Linked DNA regions of Homo sapiens: all the other regions are linked to region 2. The links are chromatin loops, found by intact Hi-C in ENCODE. Cell type or tissue: Panc1. All regions are shown on one strand. Region 1 overlaps DCLK2 (doublecortin like kinase 2). Region 2 has its middle 69 kb from the start of DCLK2. Region 3 overlaps DCLK2 (doublecortin like kinase 2).

Region 1 (8,000 bases), 230 kb after region 2:
AGGATTAGAGGCCTCTCTCACGCCTATCAGGTACACAGCCGCCTACACTCTAACTACTGTGTAAGCAAGCACGTGTGTTCATCGTACTCCTAGGGAAGGAACTTTCTGCAAAAGTGGAAAATATTTTTTCCAAATTTCACACAATTGTGCAAAATCTCTGAAGAGAAAAAAATTAGCACTTTAAAGCAACAAAGATGAATCATGGTGTTAGAATCACAAGGAGGTGTCGGGCACGGTAGCTCATGCCTGTATTCCCAGCACTTTGGGAGGCTGAGGTGGGCAGATCTCACGATCCCAGGAGTTCAAGACCAGCTTGGGCAGTATAAGGAGACCCCGTCTCTACAAAAAATAAAGAAATTAGCCTAGTGTGGTGGCATGTACCTGTAGTTCCAGCTACTTGTTGGGGGTTCCGTGGGGGAAGGATTACTTCAGCCCAGAGGTTGAGGCTGCAGTGAGCTGTGGTCACACCACCGCACTCCAGCCTGGGCAACAAAGCGAGACCGTGTCTTCAAAAAAAAAAATCACAAGGAGAGATTTCATTCGAGTTTAATAGTAAATGTATTTGTGTCCTTTCTGCCTAATTCCAAGAGCCCTCTCACAATTGTTGAGGAAAAAAAAATCTTCTGATTGTTGGCTGATTTCTGTTTCAGGTGTGTGAATATCCTGATGGAACCAAGTCTTTGAAACTGGGAGACTTTGGGCTTGCGACTGTGGTAGAAGGCCCTTTATACACAGTCTGTGGCACACCCACTTATGTGGCTCCAGAAATCATTGCTGAAACTGGGTAAGACTTCTGGTGGCCCTGGTTAGTACTTTAACTTTGATGAGAAAGGTCTGTTTTGTTGCTATTGCTGCTTGTGTATACAGTTGGTAAGAAAGGTCTGTTTTGTTGCTATTGCTGCTTGTGTATACAGTTGGTAAGAAAGGTCTGTTTTGTTGCTATTGCTGCTTGTGTATACAGTGCCTCCTGTGAAGGTGGAGAATGGAAAGAAGTGAGAGTCTGTTGCCTGCACCATGATTTTGACCTCAGGAAGCAGATTTTATGCTTACCTGGCCAGAGCCCTGGCCTGGACTTGTGTTCTAAGGCCACTCTTGAGAGTATGGCAGTAGTCACCAAGACTGTGGTTAGGTTGGCAGAAACAGATGCCTTTTTCTAAAGTGTGATTCATTCATCTCTATGTGAAATGAAATGAATAATTTAACACTAAAATAATCCTTTTCCTAACAAATAAAGGCAATACTCCAGTACCATGGAAGGGTCTTGGGAGCCATCAGTTCTCTCCCCCTCACCCACTTTGTTTTCCTAGCTATGGCCTGAAGGTGGACATTTGGGCAGCTGGTGTGATCACATACATACTTCTCTGTGGATTCCCACCATTCCGAAGGTAGGCGGCCTTTTGGGCGACGTATTTGAATTGCAAATGTTCTCCCTTGGGTCCAGAAGCAGGTACTTTGCTCCTGGAAGTCGGGACTGTTTGGTCATTAAAAATGCCAGTTAAAAATTACATAAAACGGGGGGAGGGGGGAGGGATAGCATTGGAAGATATACCTAATGCTAGATGACGAGTTAGTGGGTGCAGCGCACCAGCATGGCACATGTATACATATGTAACTAACCTGCACAATGTGCACATGTACCCTAAAACTTAAAATATAATAAAAAAAAAAAAAGAAAAAGAAAAAAAAAAATCAGAAAAAAAAAATTACATAAAACACCTTTCGCTTTTTAATTTACAGCCTATTAATGTATATTCTCATTAGCATACTTTGGGTGTGAGGTGAAGGCCTTTGCTTTGTGTTTGGTTGGTCCTCTGAGTTTCCAGTGTTCATTCTTTCATAAAAATAAACCCATAATACAGTGTCTACCATGTCCAATTTCTCCATCTTTTCAAATGACAGCAAGATTTAAAGAGCCTTGTGAAGCAGTCCGAATCCTTCCAGGTATGTCATCTTCCATTTCTTCATAGTGGTCTCTCTCACTCAATTAGGCAGCAGTTTTTATATCCTCTTTCCAAGCATTCAAGTTTGTTCTCATAGAAACAGGATCTCTTTCTTCTTAAAATTCATTTTATTGGTTCATGTGACATTTAATTAAGAATAGAATTACAAACACTTGTGGTATAAATAGGCCTGGGAATACACAGACTGAGTGAGTCTTGGTAACCATTTGCTTCACATGGTGGGAGCAGAGATGGCCACTGACAATGGTCAGAGTATTTGAGCAGGGCACGGGAGCACACTCATTGGCCTGGCAATCTTTGTGCAGGGAATGAGTGAGGGGCTTCAGCCACAGCTCTTTTGATGAGTTTCATCTCCCCCTCTGGAGCAAATGAATTACTCTGAAGCAGAAGTTCATCTAACCATGCATGTTCTGTTTTCTTCTGAGTTTTCTTGACCTCTTTTCACTTTAATCTCTTCCCTTTGTTCATTTTGTAACTGTCTAATGAGTAGCTACTGTGTGCCAGGCATGATTTTAAGTGCTAGGAATAAAGTGGTGAACAAAACCTGAGGTTGTGGTTTCCCTTAGTTTATTTGACTAGCCATAACAAAATATCATATACAGTGTGGCTTATAAACACCAGAAAATTCATCCTTCCAGTTCTGGAGGTTGAGAATTCCAAGATCAAGGTACTGCAGATTTGGTGACTGTTGAGGGCTCACTTCTTGGTTCATAGACAGCCATCTCCTCACTCTAACCACATACAGTGGAAAGGGCAAGGGAATCTCTGGGGTCTTTTGTAAGGGCCCTAATCTTATTCATGAGAGCTCCACCCTTAACAATAGCATGGCTGCCCAAAGGTCCCATCTCCTACTACCATCACATTGGGCATTAGGTTGCAGCATGTGAATTTTGGGGAGACATGAACATTTAGCCTATGGCATGGTGTTTATAGTGTTGTACTGGGTCACTATGTGAAAAATGGTTTTATCTTCTTTTCCATCCAACATTTTATTGTGAAAACTTTCAAACATACAGAAAAGTTGAAAGGATTATCTTTTTAAAATTCTCGGTTTTCCCATTGCGTTGAACAATTTTCTAATTGGCATTGCAGTAAACATAAGACTGACAGATGTTAGTCTCTACTTTTGAAAGCCTTATGCTATAGATAAAGACACACCTCACAAGACTATTGATCAAAGAGAATAAGCAGAGCATGAGGGAGTGCTTAGTTCAGGGCTGGAAATCACAAGGATGTAGCATTCATGAAAGATGTAGCATTTGAGTGAGACCTTTGTGGTATTAGTGGAGTTTTTGTAGGTGGAAAGATATTTCCATCTGGCCGTCAACATCGTGGTCTTCCACCAAAGTCATTAACTAGGTGGGTTACACAGACTGTAGAATTACTGTACATTTCAGTTAGCTTTTGCTGAGTAACACACTACCCCTGAAGTTAGGAGTGTGAAACAATTGCATGGATCAGTTGAGTGAATCTTCTGAGCTGGCTGGCTCAGCAGGGGCTTGATGGTCTAGGATGACCCCACTTGCACACCTGGTAGGTGGCTCAGTGTCCACTGGGACAAGAGAGATGACTTGGCCCTGTGCTTTCATCATGCAGGGGCTGTCCTGGGCTTCCATGAGAGTGGATGCAAGATTCCCCAAAGCAGCCAGAGACAGGGCAAGTTCTGCTCCCCGAGCACTTCCTCAGCCTCTGCTCACCTCACACTTGATGTGCCGTTAAGCAAATCAAGTCAAACAGCTAACCCAAGAGTAAATGTGGGAGAAAATGAGCTAAGTATATAGTGGGAAGGGAATAATTTGTGGCCATTTTTAAAGTCACACCGGGCCTTGGCTGGTCTCAGTGATGTCATGTTTTGGGAGAAGGGGTCAAGTGGAGAAGGGGAATGCATCTTGATGACAGGTGATCCTGGGCCAGTTACAGTGGAGTTCCCTTCCCTGGCTAACCCAAGCTGGGATCAGCTGGGAAAGGGTCTTGGGTGATGAGTTTGAGCGGACTGTGTGCTCACAACTCCCTCTAGTGTTTGCAGTTGCTGGTGCAGCCTGAGAGTTTTTTCTTTCACTGCTTTTTACTTTTTAAAAAAAGTGAGACTCAAATTGAAGAGGATGCATTTATCATGGATTGATACTGAACGGGGAGCAGCTTTTTTGTGGGGTCTAGAGATAAGTTTAGCTAATCAAAAGCAATAAAGCTACATTCTGAAAGCTGCTGCCCTTATATGCTGCCTTCAGAAGCAGGTCATAGACCTCCAGGTAGCTTTTAAAAATTAAGACAGCGCTTTCCCTCTTTTATATCATATTGTGATGAAAGAGAATCTGTAATGTTAAACGTGTGTTACCAAAGTGTCTTCATGGCATACAGCGACATTCTGGGTAGATTTTATAACCTACTATAATACAGAAATGCATGTCATTAATTACGGACATGGTACTTTAAATTACGGTAAATAAGTTTGGTATAAAGTAGATTGTCTACATTTGTACTTAAAAGTCCTTCACATATTTCAAATAGTCTCTTTGTTTTATACAAAAGACAACTTTAACCCAAAGCATTTAAACTACAATCGTTACTTGGAATTTACAGTTTTAGCTTCTCTGACGATAGCATCTTTCATTCTTTCTTCCTTCAGGCTTTTCAGGTTTTAGTTGTAGTTTGACATGTGTTCTCTTTCTAGTCTTTTTTTTTTCTTTTTTATAGGCAGGATCTTGCTCTGTCACCCAGGCTGGTGTGATCACAGCCCACTCCAGGCTCAAGGAATCCTCCCACCTCAGCCTCCCAAGTAGCTGGGACTACAAGCACACACCACCATGCCCAGCTTTTTTTTTTTTTTTTTTGGTAGAGATAGGGTCTCACTTTGTTGCCCAGTCTGTAAATTTTATTTTTTAATTTTTTTAATTTATTTTTTAAGAGACAGGGTCTCTGTTGACCAGGCTGGAGTGTAGTGGTGCAATCATAGCTCACTGCAGTCTCCAACTCCTGGCTCAAGCAATCCTCCTCCCTCAGCCTCCTGAGTAGCTGAGACCACATGTGTGCACCACTATATTGCACTAGTTGTTGAAGTTTTTCGTTGAGATGGGGTCTTGCAGTGTTGCCCAGGCTGGTCTTGAACTCCTAGCCTCAGGCAGTCCTCCCACTCCAGCCTCTCAAAGTGTTGAGATTATAGGTGTGAGCCACTGTGCCTGAGCCATTTCCCTCTAGTCTTTTTCAACATCAGATTCATCATTACCGAGAAGTAGATTGGTTTTTCAGAGGCACCCAAAATTTTAGTTGTTGTCTAAGCAAGTCTGCTCTTAGGGTCACTGACAAAAAGTATTATTTGTGTGACTATACTGAAATTTTTGTTTCTCTTAAAACACACACAAAATGCTCCAAGTGGAATGTTTGAACATCATTTGGGAAATAGCTTACAACATTTTCAGGTTTACCTTTTCTGAATTATAATGCTTTGTCATTGAAAAGAGAGCGTGTGCACAAACTCTTTTGTTGTTTTTCAAGTTTTTCTTAATGGACATTTTTAGACTTACGGCACCTTGGTCCAAAGGCTATATTGTTTTAGAATTTAAAAATGCCATGAAGGATCTCAGCCAGATTGTGGAGTATCAATGCGATACCGGATCCAGTGTGGATTTAATCAGAACAGCTTTTCTTACATGACTGCTAAGAAAGATAAATTAGCTTTCTATTTTTCTAGTGCGGGGCAGGCCCCAACTGTCAAAGCTCTTGCAACTTACAGTGGATACTTCAGGGTCCCATTCTCATTGCTGAGACACCCTGTGGTTTTGTTTGTTGACTCAGGGTATTTTGCCAAGAACCAGCTGCTATAAATGACTGCTGTGCACACACTTCCAGCTTTTTAGCTATTTATTAACAAAATAAAAGCTGTATACATTAACAAAATATAAGATATTTGAGATTCCAGAAAAAATAAGGGGGAGTTGAGTGGAATAATAGGTAAGGATGACTAAAAAGAATGATTGTGGAAATAGCTCATTTTAAATATCTTTTTCTAACATCATATGTTGGAGCCCTCTGGTTCTCTGAAGTTTTCCACTAAATCTAATAATCTTAGATGTATTCTGTACTCACTTTGAAGGAGCAGTAAGCTGAGTTCACTCAGCAGGGAAATAACAGTGAAAAGGAAAGAAAACATTTTGACACTAAGAAACGCGTGTGCATTCACAGGAAATCACTCTTTGGGACAGTAGTGGTAATCTCTTTCTCTTGCCTGGCCCAGTTATCTGTCCTGACTTTCACTCCTCAGTGTGCCTCTTCACCAAACTCTGTGGACCAGTGGGTGTCCATTCAGCTGGGCTTGCTTTTTTTTGTTGTTTTTATTTTATTTAAGTTCTAGGGTACATGTGCCCAACGTGCAGGTTTGTTACATATGTATACATGCGTCATGCTGGTGTGCTGCACTCATTAACTCATCATTTACATTAGGTATATCTCCTAATGCTATCCCTCCCCCTTCCCCTACCCCATGACAGGCCCCGGTGTGTGATGTTCCCCTTCCTGTGTCCAAGTGTTCTCATTGTTCAATTCCCACCTATGAGTGAGAACATGTGGTGTTTGGTTTTTTGTCCTTGCGATAGTTTGCTGAGAATGATGGTTTCCAGCTTCATCCATGTCCCTACAAAGGACATGAACTCATCCTTTTTTATGACTGCATAGTATTCCATGGTGTATATGTGCCACATTTTCTTAATCCAGTCTATCATTGATGGACATTTGAAATAGGAACACTTTTACACTGTTGGTGGGACTGTAAACTAGTTCAACCATTGTGGAAGACAGGGTGGCAATTCCTCAAGGATCCAGAACTAGAAATACCATTTGACCCAGCCATCCCATTACTGGGTATATACCCAAAGGATTATAAATCATGCTTCTATAAAGACACATGCACACGTATGTTTATTGCGGCACTATTCACAATAGCAAAGACCTGGGCTTGCTCTTAAATGTCATGAATATTTACAAAGCTCACAAACTCTACTCTTTTTTTTTTTTTTTGAGACAGAGTCTTGCTCTGTTGCCCAGGCTGGAATGCAGTGGTGCGATCTCAGCTCACTGCAACCTCCGCCTCCCAGGTTCAAGGGATTCTCCTGCCCCAGCCTCCTGAGTAGCTGGGATTACAGGTGCGCACCACCATGCCTGGCTGATTTTTTTGTATTTTCAGTAGAGACAGGGTTTCACCAAGTTGGTCAGGCTGGTCTTGAACTCCTGACCTCAGGTAATCCACCCACCTTGGCCTCCCAGAGTGTTGGGATTACAGGCATGAGCCATCACACCCAGCCAACTCTGCTCTTTTTAATAGGAGAGGAATGAGGGAGCCATGTCATCACAACAGCCCTAGAATTTATTGCTAGACACTGTCCTGAATGATCTGTTTCTCAGGACACCACGCTTGCCCTTGTTCCCCTTTGAGAGGGTTGGTAGCAAAACCCTGAAGGCTGGGTGAAGAAATTCCAAGAAAAGTTTGCACACTCGCCGGGTAATACTTAACTTGCACTCCTGGATTTTGAAGTTGACTCCAACAGCCCATTCTGAGCTTTCTCATGGGGCCTTGTAATGGCCTGGAAAACTAGTGATGCTGTTCCTCACTCTAGCCATCGATGCACCCACCAAGTGAGGGGGCTGTGGAGGTGAGGTTATATGGGAGGTTGGGGACGTCTTCCCCAGTGGTGTTTCCACATTTCCATGACATCATTCATGAGAAGTCAGGTCAGCCTGTATTCATCAGGCACTAACTGTGTAAGTGCACCTCCGAGGGTGGGTCAGTCAGGCGCAGGTTGGAGGGATGCCCCTGTGAGCTGCTGACATGGGTTTGCCTCAGCCTGTGCCATTCTGCTTGGCATCTTGGGTTGGCCCTTCCTCTCAGACTGAGCTTAAATGAAAGTCAGTTTCCAAGAGTGAACTAATTATTTCATGAATGTTTATCCAGATCCTGAACTCCTTATGACTTTTTCATATGTTGGCTGTTCCACTGATCTTTGGCTGTTAAAGTGCAAAGAAGAAGGGAAAGGAGATCGGACTTAGATT
Region 2 (8,000 bases):
TATGTGGTTGGTGCTGCATGTAAATAATCAGCACTGTTGATTGTGATCTTGACAATTTTGCACAGTTTGGGTCCTGGCTACCTGAGATCATCTTTCTCCCCCGGGTGCTTCACAATAGCCACAAAGGGCAATGGAAGGCTATAAACTTGGTCAAAGACACATGGAGCCACAGGGTGCTTTGAGGGTCACTGAAGGGCAAGTATGCTTTGTGCACCATTTGTACCCCCTCCTCTGTGATCACTGGTGGTGAACTGGGGCAAACTTCCTCTAATGATTCCCCAAAGGAGGATTTTTTTTCCATCAAGTTCATGCCCTTGACCTTCAGATCAGGCAATGAAATCAGAAATGTTCAATAGCAGCAAGGCTAGGAACATTTATGCTGCTCTAAATAGCCACAACATAGCATCTATCGTATGATTTCTGAGCTAATATTGCTAATATAGAATTTTTAAATTAACTTATTCACTCAATAAATTTTTAATTAGGACATAGAGGTGAGATGACCCTCCATCCAAGCAAGAACACAAGTCAGGCTTTCAACTTTCAATAGAAGGTTAAACTGGCCTAGTGCATTCTGATATCTGAACCATGTGAGTCTCCTTTCAAGCAGTAATGCCAGATATTTGCACTCTAGGATTTTTGCCAGAATTTAATTTGAACAGACTGCTCCATGGATTCTGTCAAAATACAACAGGGAGAAGCGATTTTTGAGCACGATGGTTTATCCATTCCTCTCTTTAGGTATTCTAAACTGTCTTCTTTATCAAAATAGATCTCCAGAAAGCTATTTACTTGGACTACATAGACTTAAACCACTGAAGACCTATCTTCACTGAATTTACATTTTATTGTTATGCATTTAGCAATTCCTTTAAGAAATATCTACCTGAGAAACATTCCTGCAACCTTATATTGTGGAATGAGGAATTGAAAGTATTAGAAATTAAAGGGAGTTCAGAGACCTTTATTTCAGGATCAGCAATATCCTCAAGCTGCCTGGGTAATATCTTTAAAATTCAGCTCTCAGATTAATAAGAGAACAAAGTACCTACATTAAGTAATGATTAAAGTAAATGAGGTAACATAGAGTTCTGACACAAAGTAGATGCTTAAAAGAGTTGAATCTACATTTTGTATGAAATCTGTTGCTACTATGTTATTCTCAGTTCTTCAAATAAGAAACCAACACCAAGAAAATATTTGTTTTGTTTTTTTTAAGAATCATTACACTTCTTTCTTAAAAATAAAGAGAAGTGTCCACATTATGTATTTTTAGACTTGGCTGACAGGGTATAGCTAAATTTTTTTTTTTTTTTTTAGAAGGAATCTCACTTCTTCTCCCAGGCTGGAGTGCAGTGGCATGATCTTGGCTCACTGCAACCTCTGCCTCCCAGGGTCAAGCAATTCTCCTGCCTCAGCCTCTCCAGCAGCTGGGATTACAGGCATGTGCCACCATACTCAGCTAATTTTTGTATTTTTAGTAGAGATGGGTTCCATCCTGTTGGCCAGGCTGGTCTCGATCTCCTGACCTCAGGTAATCCACCCACCTCAGCCTCCCAAAGTGCTGAGATTACAGGCGTGAGCCACCGTGCCCAACCGGTATAGCTAAAGTTAATACTTTAACAATGATATTTACCTTGTTGTTTTCCATTGTTCCACATGGTCTTTTAAATTTCTATTTCTTATTTCATCACCCTATCATGGCTTTAAAGGTTCAGGAAATATTCAGCTAGATTTAAATCAGCTCCCTCTGTCTTTTCCCACAGTGGCTTTTCTATATCTTCATCACTGTCCCCAAGACAACACTATGCTCTACACCACTCAAAAAAATGGCCATAAATCTGTACTCGATTCTTAGGGCTGCTATAACAAGGTAGCTTAAACTGGATGGCTTAAAACAACAGAATTTTATTGTCTCATGGTTCTAGAGGCTGGAAGTCTGAGAACAAGATAGCCACAGGCATGCTCCCTGAGAGACTGTGTGGAATCCTGTCTCACCTCTTCCTAGTTCCTGGTGGTGGCCGTCAATCCTTGGCATTCCTTGGCTTCCAGCTGCATGACTCCAGTCCCTGCCTCTATCATCACATGGCATTTTCCTCTTTTTATAAGGTTGTATTGGATTAGGTCCCACCGAAATGACCTTATGAAGTTACACCTAGACCCTATGTCTAAATTAGGTCACATTCATAGTTACCAGAAGTTTAGACTTTTATCAAATCTTTTTGGGGAACACAATTCAATCCATAACAGCTTCCCACTTCTAGGAGAAAACTGAGCCCAAGTATTAATTGCTTCCAAATGTCTTCATAATATGTTCACAATTATCCATTGTGACCCTAATTCTTATGCACTTCCCTGAGCATCAGGAGGCAGCTCTCTCCTCTTTCCCAGGGCTGCACCTTCCAGCTGACCTCTACGTTCCCCCCCCTCCCTGCTTCTCCAGTTACCCCTCACTCCATCTCTCTCAGAACTTCACTTCTCTTCCTTTTGAATTCCTTTACTCTAGAATAGATTCAAGTCTTCCCCATCTATTTAAAAAAAAAAAAACCTTTATTTTGAATTTATTTGCTATTTTGAATCTACTTTTGCTATTATTAAGTTGTTCTCCTTCCCTTTGGAATCCAAACTTATAGAAAACTTATGGGACCAAAACATACAGAACTCTCCATTTCTGCATTCTTGCTACACGTCCATTCCACAAGGAATCATTGAGTGAAAAGGCACTGCTTGACCCTGACACTGGAGCCACAGAGGTGAGGCGGGTGACACAGCTCCTGATTTCAAGAAGAGAAAACAGATATTAGACAATACCTTCGCTTCTCAGTAGAAAAGAAGCTCCAGAGCTGTGAGAGTGCATAAGAAGACAAGACTAGACTGGGAAATTGGAGGATTCCCTGCAGACGATGTGACATAAACTAATAGGCAAAGAGTTCCTAAGTATTAACTACACAAAGGGGAAGTGGGGAAAATGTTCCAAGCTAAATGATTAATGGATGGGAAGTCCCTGAAGTAGAAGGAAATGTGTTTTCAAGGAACTGGAAGAGGGCTGGTGTGACTTTACTGTAGAGACTCAGGGGGAAATGGTACAAAATGATGTTTGTGGGACACCCAGTGAGCCACACTGAGGATTTGTTCTTTACTTTTAGGGTGGTAGGAAAATGACTTTAAGCAGGGATGGGACCTGATCACACTGCTTTTAAAAGGATCTCCTGGCTGGGCGCAGTGGCTCATGCCTGTAATCCCAACACTTGAGGAGGCCGAGGTGAGTGGATCACTTGAGGTCAGGAGTTTAAGACCAGGCTGACCAACATGGTGAAACCCTGTCTCTACTAAAAATACAAAATTAGCCAGGCGTGGTGGCATGTGCCTGGAATCTCAGCTACTTGGGAGGCTGCGGCAGGAGGATCACTTGAATTCAGGAGGCGAAGGTTGCAGTGAGCCAGGATTGTACCATTGTATTCTGGGCTGGGCGACAAGAATGAAACTCTGTGTGGAAAAAAAAAAAAAAAAAGATCTCTCTGGCCGTTAAGTAGAGAATAAATTAGGAGAGAGGAGGACAGATGGGAAAGAACAGTTAAGACACTGTTATAGGAGTCCAGCAGAGAGACTCTATAACTGCATTCTAGGGATGACAGTGGAAATAGAGTCCTGGGCATGTTGAAGACATATTAAGAAGATAGAATCAATGTGACTTAGTAATTGGTTAGCTATCTGGGGTGAAGGATAACCACATGTCCAGCCTGACCCCCAGGTTTCTGGCTTGACAGTTGGATAAATGACAGTGTCATCCCCAAGACAGGAAACACTGATTTCAGTGGTAGGGTGTCAGAATCAGAAAAGCGATGAGTTCCAATTAGAATATGTTGACTTGAGGTAGCCATGAGATCAAGTGGAATTGCTAAGCAGGCAATCCTCAACTTTAGCAAAACTGCTTAATCCTGCCAATAACCGGCCATTTGCTGAGTGTAATATTCAGCTCATTTGAACTCTGCAGCATTTGACACTATTAGTCATTCCTTTCTTGAAGCAAGAGCTCTTAATCTTTGATTTCTATTTAAAACAGTGTTCTCCTCCAGTTCTCTTCCTTCTCTGGCTTGTCTTCCTCTGCCTAACCTTAAAAGATCTGACTTTCAAATAGGACCTGAAATGAATAAACCTCAATTCTCCAGTCCCAACATCCCTCAAGACATACATATGAGATTCCTCTACTTAGATTTTCCACAGGTAGCTCAGATTCAATAAGCCCAGCCCAAATTAATGTCTACCTCTCCTCTCTCACCAAATTATTTCTTCTCCCGAATATGCTTCCTCATTTTATAGCGTCACAAGACAAACGAGGAGGATGAGGAGTCATCAGGCACTCCCTCACCACCAAAATTCAATCTAATTCTTATATTAAATAATTCTACCCAGGGAAGTCCCTGCCCCACTCCTTCACCACCTGTTCTCTCACTTCTTGCATGGGCTATGGCAATCCTGGTCTAACAGAAGGACTGGTGACCTTTTTCTGTAAAGGGTCAGACAGCAAACATTTTAGGCTTTGAGAGCCATCCTGTTCCTGTGATTATTCAACTCCCCGGTTGCAGAGCTAAAGCAGTAATGGACAGGGAATGGGCATGGCTGTAATCCAACAACAAGACTTAATATATAGACATAGAGATTGAATTTCATATAATTTTTACATGGCATGAAATAGTTTTCTTCTTTTTTAATCCCCCCACTTAAAAATGCAAGCACCGTTCTTAGTTCACAGGCTGTACCACAACAGACAGCAGGCAAGGTTTGTCCTTCAGGTCATCGTTTACTAAACCCTAGTCTAACGGCGCTCTCTCCCTCCACATGGCAGCCAGAGAGCAAGTCTGAAGTATGGAACTCACCTTCTAAAAAACCTGACTCCTTCCTTTGTGAATACACTTATGAGACCGAAACACACATCTCTTCCACCAGGTGGCCCCAAACTTATTTTCTAAATTCATTCCGTACTACCTTTCTCCCTGCATACAATGTTCCCAGACTCCAAGCATTCTAAACTGCTGGCTGTTCCCTGAGCGCTCATGCTCTGTGCCTTTTTAGTTGGCTCCAAGCTCATTCACATTAGACCCAAGCTAACCTAGTCTGGTGCTTTTTGGTAGCTAATGATAGCCCCAGAAAACATTTGAAGTAGGTGAGAGTTACCTACTACCCCACAACCTGGCTTCTTGGTTATAATTAAAGTAAGACTCATACCAAATTCTTCCACAACAGACATTAATTAGCAAGCAGACATAAGAGTGAAACAGCATATTTAACTTGAACTTCAGTGCAGTTTGAGATTTTGTCCATAATACCTCACCAGAGGCATGTGAAACAACATTCTGGTAGCAGGATTCAGCTAACTGAATATATTGTGTATACTGAATATACTGTATTTACTCCAATTCTGGCAACCAAGAATCAGAGAATAAGCCCTTACACCCAGAACTGATTGAGGGTTACATCTGATATGCCATTCTTAAGAGTAAGAGACAGAGACCTTGCTAAATTTCTATACCTAATCATGCAAGATAGGAGTGTCTCAAAAATATATTCACCAAACTACATACCTTGAACACCACTAATATAACTACTGAAAGCCCATTTCTAATATCTTGAATGGCTAATTAGTGACTAATTAGCTAGCCACTAATTTCACCAATGAAAGTCGATATAACTAGCATGAAACTAATAATATACATGTATTTTAAGCCTATAGTAATGAAGAGAGATTAAAAATAGCTAAAGCTTTTTCTCTATACCCTTAGAGTATAGGCTTGTGACTAAATGGCAGTGTACATGCCCCTTAGGTGTGCATAATCCAAATTAGGGGTCACCAGTTGACCCCTAAAGTATAGGTTTTTTGTTTTTGTTTTTGTTTTGAGATGGAGTCTCACTTTGTCACCCAGGCTAGAGTGCAGTGGCACCATCTCGGCTCACTGCAACCTCCGCCTCCCGGGTTCAAGCAATTCTGCCTCAGCCTCCCGAGTAGCTGGGATTACAGGTGTGCACCACTGTGCCTGGCTAATTTTTGTATTTTTAGTAGAGATGGGGTTTCGCCATGTTTGCCAGGCTGGTCTTGAACTCCTGACCTCAGGTAATCCACCCGCCTCCACCTCCCAAAGTGCTGGGATTACAGGCGTGAGCCAGCATGTCAAGCCTATAGTTTTAAATATTATACTCTTCTCTTACATAACATGTGACATTTCCACCACCTGAATGTTCTTCTCCTTCTTCTTTACCTAGAGAAAGTCTATTACCTTTGTGTGTGTGTATGTGTGTGTTTGCATGTGTGTTGATTAGTACATTTTTAAAAATTTAATCATCTTTTAAGACCCAGTTAAAAGTTGCCTATTATTTTAATAAATTCCCAACAACTTCTGTACATTACTTGCGGCCTAAGAGTAATAAACTTATTTTTAACCATTTCATAGATAAAGAAACTGAGGCTCAGGAAGTTTAAGTGGTTACCCCAGGTTAGGTGACAGAGCCAGAATTTAAACCCAGGATGGTCATACTAGATCCTATTAGTGAACTTATGGGGAAATGCTGAACAAAACAAAAAAGACCTAATAAGTTCAATTTAAGACCTACCTTAAGAAACCGTGCTATACTTTGTATGACTATTTACTTGAGGATGATTAAACTGGGATAAAATATAAAGAATAATAAAAGTGTCTGACATGCCTACCTCAAAGCTATTCGGTTTTATTCCATAGGTTTGAGATGAAACTCGCAGTATTTTGTGTATTTTTAATTAGGTATATACCAAAATTCAGTAAAGCCCTTTTCCTGCAATAATCAAAAGACTCTGGTCTCTTACTACTTAAAATTAATACATTGATGACTTATATTAAGTAGCCTGGCATATATTGGGTACTTGATAAATATTTATTACATAGATGAGCTACATTGGTTTACCATCCATTTTAAAATCTGACTCAAAGCCAGGCTACCAGATGTAGATTCTAGCCAATGCTCAAGGAAATAATGTCTTGATATACATCTTATCATATTACTAGGGTAATGTGAAGATTCCCTCTTAGATACACTTAGTCAACAGTTATTGAACCCTCATAGGCACTGAGAAACAATGTAATTTTCCCACACAAGGCATCTATTTGGAGCATATAACTTATACATTTGGTTATTTAGATTTCTCAGGCACGCCATCCACATTCAGTGTAAGATAGAGGTGATCTGAAAAACCTACCATCATCTATTTAGTCATCTGGACAAAGTGAGTCAGGGGAGTTATAAAATGTCAGAATTCCCAGCCAGTATAGTAAAGCACAATCCAAGTTCACTTATGGCAAAAGGATTAGGACATCAGCATTTAAAGTAATTCTCTCCAGCTCATAAATAAGCTCAAGGATGTATGCACTTAACAAAAGACTCCAGAGCTCCTTACGCAGTGACCTAATGTAGGGCATGGGATTATCCTTATAAAAGGATCACCAAAGAGGCATGTGATAAATACAAAATTAAAAGCGTGAATACAGAAGTGATTGTAGAACTTCTTGGCCCTGCTGATAACAGCAAGGATTTCTTTGTTGGCCTTATGTTCTATGGATGACACTGGTTTTGATTAGGAAGCAATTGAGAACTCAATGCCTCTCACATTTTGTGCCTTAGTACTTCTCTATCTCTGCTGGGAGAGCAGCAGTAATAAGAAACAGGTTCATGCTCATCATAATGTACCATTTCTGACTCAGAAATGAATACTAACTTGAGACTATGAACAATGCTCTTCTACTGGAAGCCCAACACCACAGAGGGTCTTTCTAGAACGTGTGACAAAAATGACACATTTTGAAGAAGAAGAAAAAAATGTTAGAAACCAAATAATCCTAGAAGCTTGGAAGCGTTTCTTTTTTTACAAAGAACATCATGGGTTTTCCATGTTCTATCTTCAGTAGGATGATGACCAGGGTCATTTTTATAGTTGCCTAAGAAATATATTTTTCCTCTATCACTATATTGAAATA
Region 3 (8,000 bases), 200 kb after region 2:
TTATATTTATCAAAAGAAGCAGGCATTTTTCTGAAGTACTAACTTGACTTAAGTCAGTTCATAATGTGATTTCAGTGGACTTTTAAATTGTCAATTCCCAGAAAAGTTACATAAATTAAGAATTAGTAGTAAGCTAATTATTTTCAGATTTTTCTCCTATTTTCCCTGGAACAGATTGGAAGTACATTGTTATTAATAGAAGTAACTTTCAAGAGAACTAAAATAAAAATAAGTTGATTTACCTCTTTTCAGGTTTGTTGTTTCAAAATTTGTTAACGCAAAAGCGAGTGGCTCCTAGAGCTGGTTAATTGTTCTAGGGCAGATCTAGGGTAACCTTTCCAGTGAGCCACATGCCAAGGTCCTTCATATTCCTCCCCCAGGCCATTGCCCCAGGTGGGGCTGAGATCCTTAACCTAGGACCGCTTTGGGGGATCAGATGGGACACTTGAGTGCCTGCTTACTCTGGGTCTTGGTCACTTCCCCATTTTTTGTTACCCATTGGTAATCCCAGCTCCCGTCTTCCTAGTCCATCTTCACCTCTAAACCCAATATTGTCATTTTCTGTTTTTGCCACTAGGCCAGTTGGTGCTGCTTATTAGTAATTACAACTATGGCTTCAGGACAGGACAGCTAACCATTTCAAAGAAATACATGTTAATATTCTGTGCACACACCTGCCTCACACATGCATGCATACTTGTGCAGGGTCACTCACATTTGTTAAGATTAATGGAATTTTTAAAACCTAATAAATTGTATTATTGCTGAGACATTAAGTAAAATTGTTCCTTCTATGCTAGGTGTATCTTAATTATTATAGTAACCCCAGCATTTAGCACACAGTAAATGCTCAAGGATTACTTATTCACACCGAGAGGAATAAAGACAAATTTGTTGATTAAGGGAAATGTTGATTACTGGTCAAGATTGAACATAAGATTATAAGTAAGACAAAGAACAGTTGTCTTTCCAGGACCACCCCCTGTTCTCCACCACTATGCCTGAGGCCTGTGGGCTTTGCTAACAGCTGTGATACTTCCTCTGGGTTTTCTTTTTCTTATCTGTAAAACAAGACTTTTGATTTTAAATGACCTCTAAAATGCTAGGAATATAGTTCTGTTAACTTGCCGAAAAACCTAACTAAAAGGCTAGGAAGTCTATTTTTTGTCCTTTTACTTCAATGCTGTTGTAAAACACTGAATTTTACATTAAACATGAGTAACTAATGTCTCTGCCACACTGATTCAGCTTTTAGGCCACAATCCCAAAGCTCTCTAACTACTACCTATTCTCATGGGTCCTGCCTTATGAAAATTTCATCTCATTACAGTTCCCATAATCTGTAGTATATATTGTCATTGGGATGAAAACCTTCTTTTTAAATAATGCAATTTAGTCAGGTTACTTTACTGTACCAAATACCCTAATTTTGATGTCATTGCAAGGCACCAGCTTATTTTTTTTTATTCAGTGGCATGACAGATGAGGAATTACAGATAATTACCGTGTGTTAGTACTGTGCGTTTCCCTTCCCTTCATTTAAAATAGCTTATTAAGATCAGTTAAGAGGGAATGTCTGAGAATGGAGGATTGTTTTTCGTGGGCAGGAACTCTTTACCACTATTTATCCTAGTTAGATGCTCTAATGGCCTTGGGGGATAGATAATCTTTTTCCAGAGAATCAGAGAATTGATAAAAGCAAGCAAACCAAGCCACGACAGCATGTGCAGGAGCTGACAGTCTCTCTAGCTGCCAGGACACAGCTTTTGGCATTGAGGGTTTTGTTACTATCTGGATTTTATTCACTAGGGAACTAAATAAGGTTAAGGGTAAGCAGAATTTGATGTTCTGTCACCGTTTTTCCCTCTTTGTATACATGTCTGGGAATTATTTTAATATTTTGGTAGGGGCATTGAAAGAACTGAAAATGAAAATAGGATATGTTTAATCTCTGATCATGGATTGTTAGTGACACTTTGGTTTGCTCATTAAGAGAGATATAAAATATAGACAATCCACCCTCCTCTCCACAAAATGTACTCGTAGTTTTCTTGGTACTCTTACGAGAAAGATGATTCTGCTAAGACTGTGTTCTTTGAGGGGCTGGAAAAAAGCCAGTAGCGGAAGGAAAGCTTTCTTCAACTTGTGAATGATTTTTTTGCAGGTGAGCATGTAAGAAATAGGGTGGTGACCAAGTAATTAAGGTTCTTTAACCTTAAACTGAGAGACTTTAGGACAACTGAGAGTTAGTGGTATCTTGATTATATATTTGTTTTGTTCAAGTAGTATTAAAGAAAAAACACTAATTATTCCAGATACTTGTTAAAGACTATAAGGGAGACTTTATTCAAAGAGTGGGGGTGGTCCCTGGCAATTGGTATAGAGACCACTGTAGTGGAGCCTTGCAGGGAGGAAAAGAGGAAATCCAGCTCCAACAAGGAAAAGTGGGGATTATAACCAAGGAGCAGGGTGGGCATCAGCAGATGGAAGAGTATTAGAGGAACCATCCAGCATAAGAGGCTTCCGGCTCAACCGACTTGATAGGCTTATTGCTGAAGGCAGGCTGGGGTGATCTGACATCAGAGTCAGATACCAAGTACAGGGGATTTTCCCTGAACTGACTTAACAGGAATCTTGCTCAGGCCTCAGCCTGGATTCTGCAAGGACAGGGAGGGAAGCCCAAGGTTGGGCCTAGTCAAGCAGAGGATTTTGTAGAACAAAAACCAAAAGAGGGGCTAAGCAGTTTTGAAGTGGCCTAACAAAATAAGTTTTGGTCATAAAAGTTTTGGTCATAAAAGAGTTTTTGTCAGTAGTTACCTAAAACCATAAAGTGTAAAAACTGGAAGTAGTTTCAAACCTTGTTTAGTCTTCAAGATGGAGAAACGGAGTTTTTTTTTTTGTTTTTGTTTTGTTTTGTTTTGTTTTGTTTGTTTTGTTTTGAGACGGAGTCTTGCTATGTTGCCCAGGCTGGAGTGCAGTGGCGTGATCTTGGCTCACTGCAACCTCTGCCTCCCAGGTTCAAGTGATTCTCTTGTCTCAGCCTTCTGAGTAACACATTTGCTCCACAGGAAAAAGGGTTGAGAGATTGGGAGGGGAATAGGGAGGGGGAGGTGTGGGAAAAAGAGAGAGGAAATCCTGGGGTTAGGGAGGAGGCTGGGTGAAGAGGGGTGGAAAGACAGAGAAAAATACCTGGTGACAACTTTTCCTGAGAGGCTTGGGGGAAAAGTTTGCTAATAGGTATCTAATGGGAGCTCCTTGAAAGTGAAACTGTCCACACTGTGCCCATTATTTCCACCTAACCCCATAAAGCTTTAGTACAATAACAGAGTTCACAATAGTTTAGCGTTTTTGGTTTTCTTTGGAAGACAGTACTCAGTGGAGCTGAGTATTGTCAAGATGGGTATAGATTGGAATTAGCATATCCAGATTCAGCAGATACATGGGTTACAAGGATGTGGGATGATGTTCTGTGGTGGGCCTGTGATGGAAGTCACCCTGTGGGTATGGTGGCATAGCTGGGTGTTGAGCCCATGCTCATAAACACTACCAGCCCCAAGGACACAGTGGGAAAGCAAGATCAGTCTTCTTAAACAAATGATTGGAAACAACATGATCAGACCAAAAATTTGTAAAATTAGTTATTAAAGGCTAACGCCATCCAGCAGGTCCCTGTTAGGCCTCTTCCCCAGAACCTAGCTCCTAGGTATTAGAACTTGGCTTTGCTTCTGTTTGGACTTAGGGAATCTGACTTTCCTGAAGGTCAGGGCTGCTCCTGGTGATGGTCACCTAGGGAGGAGGCATTTCTGCAGGCCACACACAGCCTCTCTCACCTCAGTGGCCCCAGGCTGCCTCCCACAGCCAGGAACATGGGGAGCCCTGGGGCTTCTGAAATAAAGACAATTCATGCCAAGTTGTACTATGCCTTTGTTACGAGGCTACAGATCTCCTCGAGACTCTGGTTTATTTTCCTTTTGTCCTCTAATTCTTAAGTTTTTTTGTGATTATTCCGAGCTATTCTAGTTAAGCTAAGGGTAACCAGGATAAAAGTCTTGGTCTGCTTTGGCCAGATTATTAAGGTGGGAATGGTGCCCCCTGGTGTGCAGCTACACAGAGGACCTGGAGGAAGAAGGAGACCTGAGCTCCCTCCCTCCTCTGCTGCCTCCTCCATTTGGAAACAGACACAGGATGGTGATCAAAAGCACGTGAAATGTAACAGCCCTTTTAGAATTTGTCTAGCAGGGTTTCTGGTGGTACCAGCAGACTCCACACAGGTAAATCTATTACAACATTTAGGGCCAGGTGCGGTGGCTCATGCCTGTGATCCCAGCACTTTGGGAGGCCAAGGTGGGTGGATCACGAGTTCAGGGGTTCAAGACCAGCCTGGCCAACAATGGTGAAACCCCATCTCTACTAAAAATACAAAAATTAGCCAGGCGTGGTGGCAGGTGCCTGTAATCCCAGCTACTCGGGAGGCTGAAGCAGGAGAATCCCTTGAACCCTGGAGGCAGAGGTTGCAATGAGCCGAGATCCTGCCACTTCATTCCAGCCTGGGCTACAGGGCAAGACTCTGACTTAAAATTAAAAATGGAAAAAAAGCACATGAAGTCCAAGTGCCTGGGTTTGATCTTGGCATGGCCACTCTTAAGCTGTTTTACCTTGGATAAGTCACATCACCCCTATCTGTGGAAAAAGGGATTAATAGGACCTACCGCACAGGATTGAGATTGATTAAATATGGAGAAAGCAGTTAGGGTAGCCTTGTTATTCTTTCTTACCGTAAACCTTGGCATTTCCAGGTTCCATTTTCACGTGAAGGCAGTTTTACTTGCAAAAAACTAACATGCAGTAGCGTACAAGGGGGAAAGAGAAGGTGAGAGAAGTCAGACTCCAGATTTTATTACCTCCTCTGCTTTTCTATCACCAACTTTTCCTCTCAACTCTCCCTTCACCTCTGCTTTCCTGCCCTCTTCACATACTCCAACCCTATCAATAATCTATAAATGACTCTACTAGGAACAGATTATCCCACCTGGGAGGCTGAGGCAGGAGAATTGCTTGAATCTGGGAGGCGGAGGTTGCATTGAGCTGAGATCGCACCACTGCACTCCAGCTTGGGCAACAGAGCGAGCCTCTGTCTCCAGGAAAAAAAGAAAAAAGGTTATTCTGGCAAGGCACAGTCGCTCACGCCTTTAATCCTAGCACTTTGGGAGGCCGAGGTGGGTGGATCACCTGAGGTCAGGAGTTTGAGACCAGCCTGGCCAAAATGGTGAAACCCTATCTCTACTAAAAATAGAAAAACTTGCTGGGTGTGGTGGCATGTGCCCATAGTCCCAGCTACCTGGGAGGCTGAGGCAGGAGAATCACTTGAACCCAGGAGGCAGAGGTTGCAGTGAGCGGAGATTGCGCCATTGCACTCCAGCCTGGGTGACAAGAGCAAGACTCTGTCTCAAAAAAAAAAAAAAAGAAAGAAAGAAAAAGGTTATCCCAAAATTTAGCAGCTTAAAACAAAAGAAGTAGAAAATTTATTTTCACACACAGTTTTTACGGGTCAGAAATTCAGGAGCAGCTTAACTGGGTGGTTCTGGCTCAAGATCTCTCATGAGGTTGCAGTCAAGACGCGTCCCAGGGCTGTAGCCGCCTGAAGGCTTGACTGGGAATGGAGGATCCCCCTCTGTAGTCACTCATTCACTTGCTGGCAAGCTGGTGCTGGCTGTTGGCAGAAGGCCTCGGTTACTCGCCATGTGGACCTCTCTGTAAGTTGGCTTGAGTTTCCTCAGAACACAGCAGGTGGCTTTCCCCAGAACCAAGTGATAAGAGAGAGAGAGAGAGAGAGAGTGCCATACAGAAGCTGTCCATTCTGTGACCTAGCCTTGGAAGCCAGACCCCATCTCTTCCATAATATCTTGGTGGTCACACACCAGCCCAACTCAGCATGGGGAGAGACATCACAAGGGCATGAGAAACGGGAGCTGGGGCTCATGAGGGCTATTGTGGAGTCTGGCAGTCACACCAGCCTTCTCTCCATTTTCATCTCTTTATCAGCCACTCAAAATTTCTGCCCTGGGCTGGTCTGGCTTCCTCATCCTGTCCTTTCCAACCTTCCTGTCCATCCTCTTTTTTGAGGGCTGCCAGAGTCTCACCCCATCAATTTTATTGCTTTGTTCTCCTTCCAGTCCTTTTGTTCGTCAGACTGCTGACTCCCTACTCATTCTTTTTCCTTCTCTTCAAATCCTAGAATCCCACCCCTGTGGACCTCGTTTGCTTCTTTTAATGCTCGTCTTCCTGATTCTCCATTTTTCTGCTTGACCCCAACCTATGATCTTCTGTTCCCTCTGTGCAAGTTCCTCAGAGTCTCTTCAATCTAGCTGATAACTTTTCCCATAGGAATATTTGCTATGCTTAAATCACAGCATTTTCTTTGGGACAGATAGGCAATAAAGAGTAGTAAATGTGTCATCAGCTACCAGATGGATGAAGAAAGCATTTCCCTGAACTTTAATTCATCATTCATGTTCCAGTTTAAGACTTTTAAGGCAATAGTAACTTCAGGCTTCAGAGTCACAGCACATCTGTGGACACTGAGGGATAAAATGTTTCGTGTTTTGATGCTGAAGTGTATGCCTGGAGGCTCTCTGCTGTGAGCATTCTTGCCGGTTGAAAGAAGGAAGAAAAAAGTACATTTGGAACATTATCCAACATCTTGAGATTATGAACTGTCTGATGTGCTGATATTTTATCTGATGATGTCTCCTGGGTCTGCTGGTGGTGAAAGATTTTCCAGATTTGTGAAGTGTGATGAAAGGGCTGGTAGTATCTCATCCTGACTGGCAGAGCTAAAATGTAACTCTTCGACCTTCTGAACTTGAACACTTCTTTTCGAAGCTGTGAAATGTAAATCCACAGTAGCTGCTGACCTTAGACATTTTTGCTTTTCCCTGGAGCTTTGGCTTTTCTTTTGTAATTAAGACTAGTTGATAACCTTCAATACTAAGAAACTGACCACTTCTCATTACTCCAGAGATGGATGGTGACTTCATCTTTCCATATAATTGATTTTGTAGAACAAAAACCAAAAGAGGGGCTAAGCAGTTTTGAAGTGCCCTAACAAAATAAGTCATAATGCATCTCACACTTTGAGGACAGTGATTTGCACATTGTAGTTGCTCAGTCAAATCTGGTGCACTTGGGAAGTAAATGACTCACCTGGGCTGAAGCCTATCTTTCTGAGGATGCAGGGAGGGTTTACCAAGTAAATCAGTGTATAAATAGGATCAATTGTAAGAATTTCATTTGAATACAACTGGCATATGTGTTAAACTTAAATGCCCCATTATTCATGAAAGTGGGCCCAGAAATTCTTCTTGGTAGTGCATTATAGGTAACTGGATGGAGTTAAAGACTTAGAGATTGTCATTGTGGCTGCTTGTAGTAGCCTCCATAGTTATAACAGAAGAGGCAGACACCTCTCTCATCACCCTGGCATCCTAGAAATCAGTGAAACCTCACAGTGAAAGCATGCAGGTATTTTTAGCAAGTAGGCATGGTCACACCACCTGTCTGTTGGTCACAATCCAGTAAGCCAACACCTTACTCGAAAGGCTTACTCAGAGGGGTGCGATGAGATTCTCTGCTGGTTTTGGCAAGCCATGTAGTCACCTGTGGTGGTTTCTGTATTTGGAAGAACAGGAAAGCAGAAGTTGGGCTCCACACTGCCCCTTTGATAGACTGTAGAGATGGCTGTTGTTTTAAGCCATATTCATGTTCAGGCAGTGGATTCTATTTAACACTGTTAACCAACCACAAGTCTTAAGTGCCACTGTTTTTGCCAAACGAAACCAAATCTAAGCATGCAGCCTGTGTTACCACCCTCTGGGTGCTGATTCCGATTGTTTTCATATCTCATACTGAAGTATTTCAAATTATCAGAAATCCAATATGAAAATAATAAAGGTTTCTGTTCTTGGATACATTCCTAATTCAGCATTTATAATACTTTACAC

The links. A loop is a pair of places that touch in the nucleus more often than their neighbours do. Peaks named below come from ENCODE experiments on the same cell type or tissue, not always from the same donor. Only the 100,000 strongest peaks of a DNase experiment are listed, where the experiment ranks them.
Region 1: a loop joins it to region 2, with 4 times the contacts of the local background. A loop is called at or near these places in 65 of 110 quality-filtered maps.
Region 3: a loop joins it to region 2, with 3 times the contacts of the local background. A loop is called at or near these places in 74 of 110 quality-filtered maps.

Annotation. Positions count from the first base shown.
Region 1 is chr4:150,239,092-150,247,091 of GRCh38, forward strand. DCLK2 (doublecortin like kinase 2) reads left to right here. Exons shown (of 16, transcript NM_001040260.4): 11 at 651-784; 12 at 1,308-1,385. Among named protein-coding and RNA genes, the nearest start is that of DCLK2, 160 kb to the left of the region's middle. In Panc1, CTCF peaks have their summits at 3,964 (motif pointing left) and 4,169; a DNase peak (open chromatin) is centred at 3,990; H3K27ac peaks cover 5,198 bases.
Region 2 is chr4:150,005,765-150,013,764 of GRCh38, forward strand. No RefSeq gene overlaps it. Among named protein-coding and RNA genes, the nearest start is that of DCLK2, 69 kb to the right of the region's middle. In Panc1, CTCF peaks have their summits at 4,938 (motif pointing right) and 5,139; a DNase peak (open chromatin) is centred at 4,957; H3K27ac peaks cover 2,311 bases.
Region 3 is chr4:150,205,501-150,213,500 of GRCh38, forward strand. The region is part of intron 5 of DCLK2 (doublecortin like kinase 2); the gene reads left to right. It also overlaps the pseudogene RNU7-194P. Among named protein-coding and RNA genes, the nearest start is that of DCLK2, 130 kb to the left of the region's middle. In Panc1, CTCF peaks have their summits at 4,093 (motif pointing left) and 4,293; no DNase peak of the experiment used is centred here.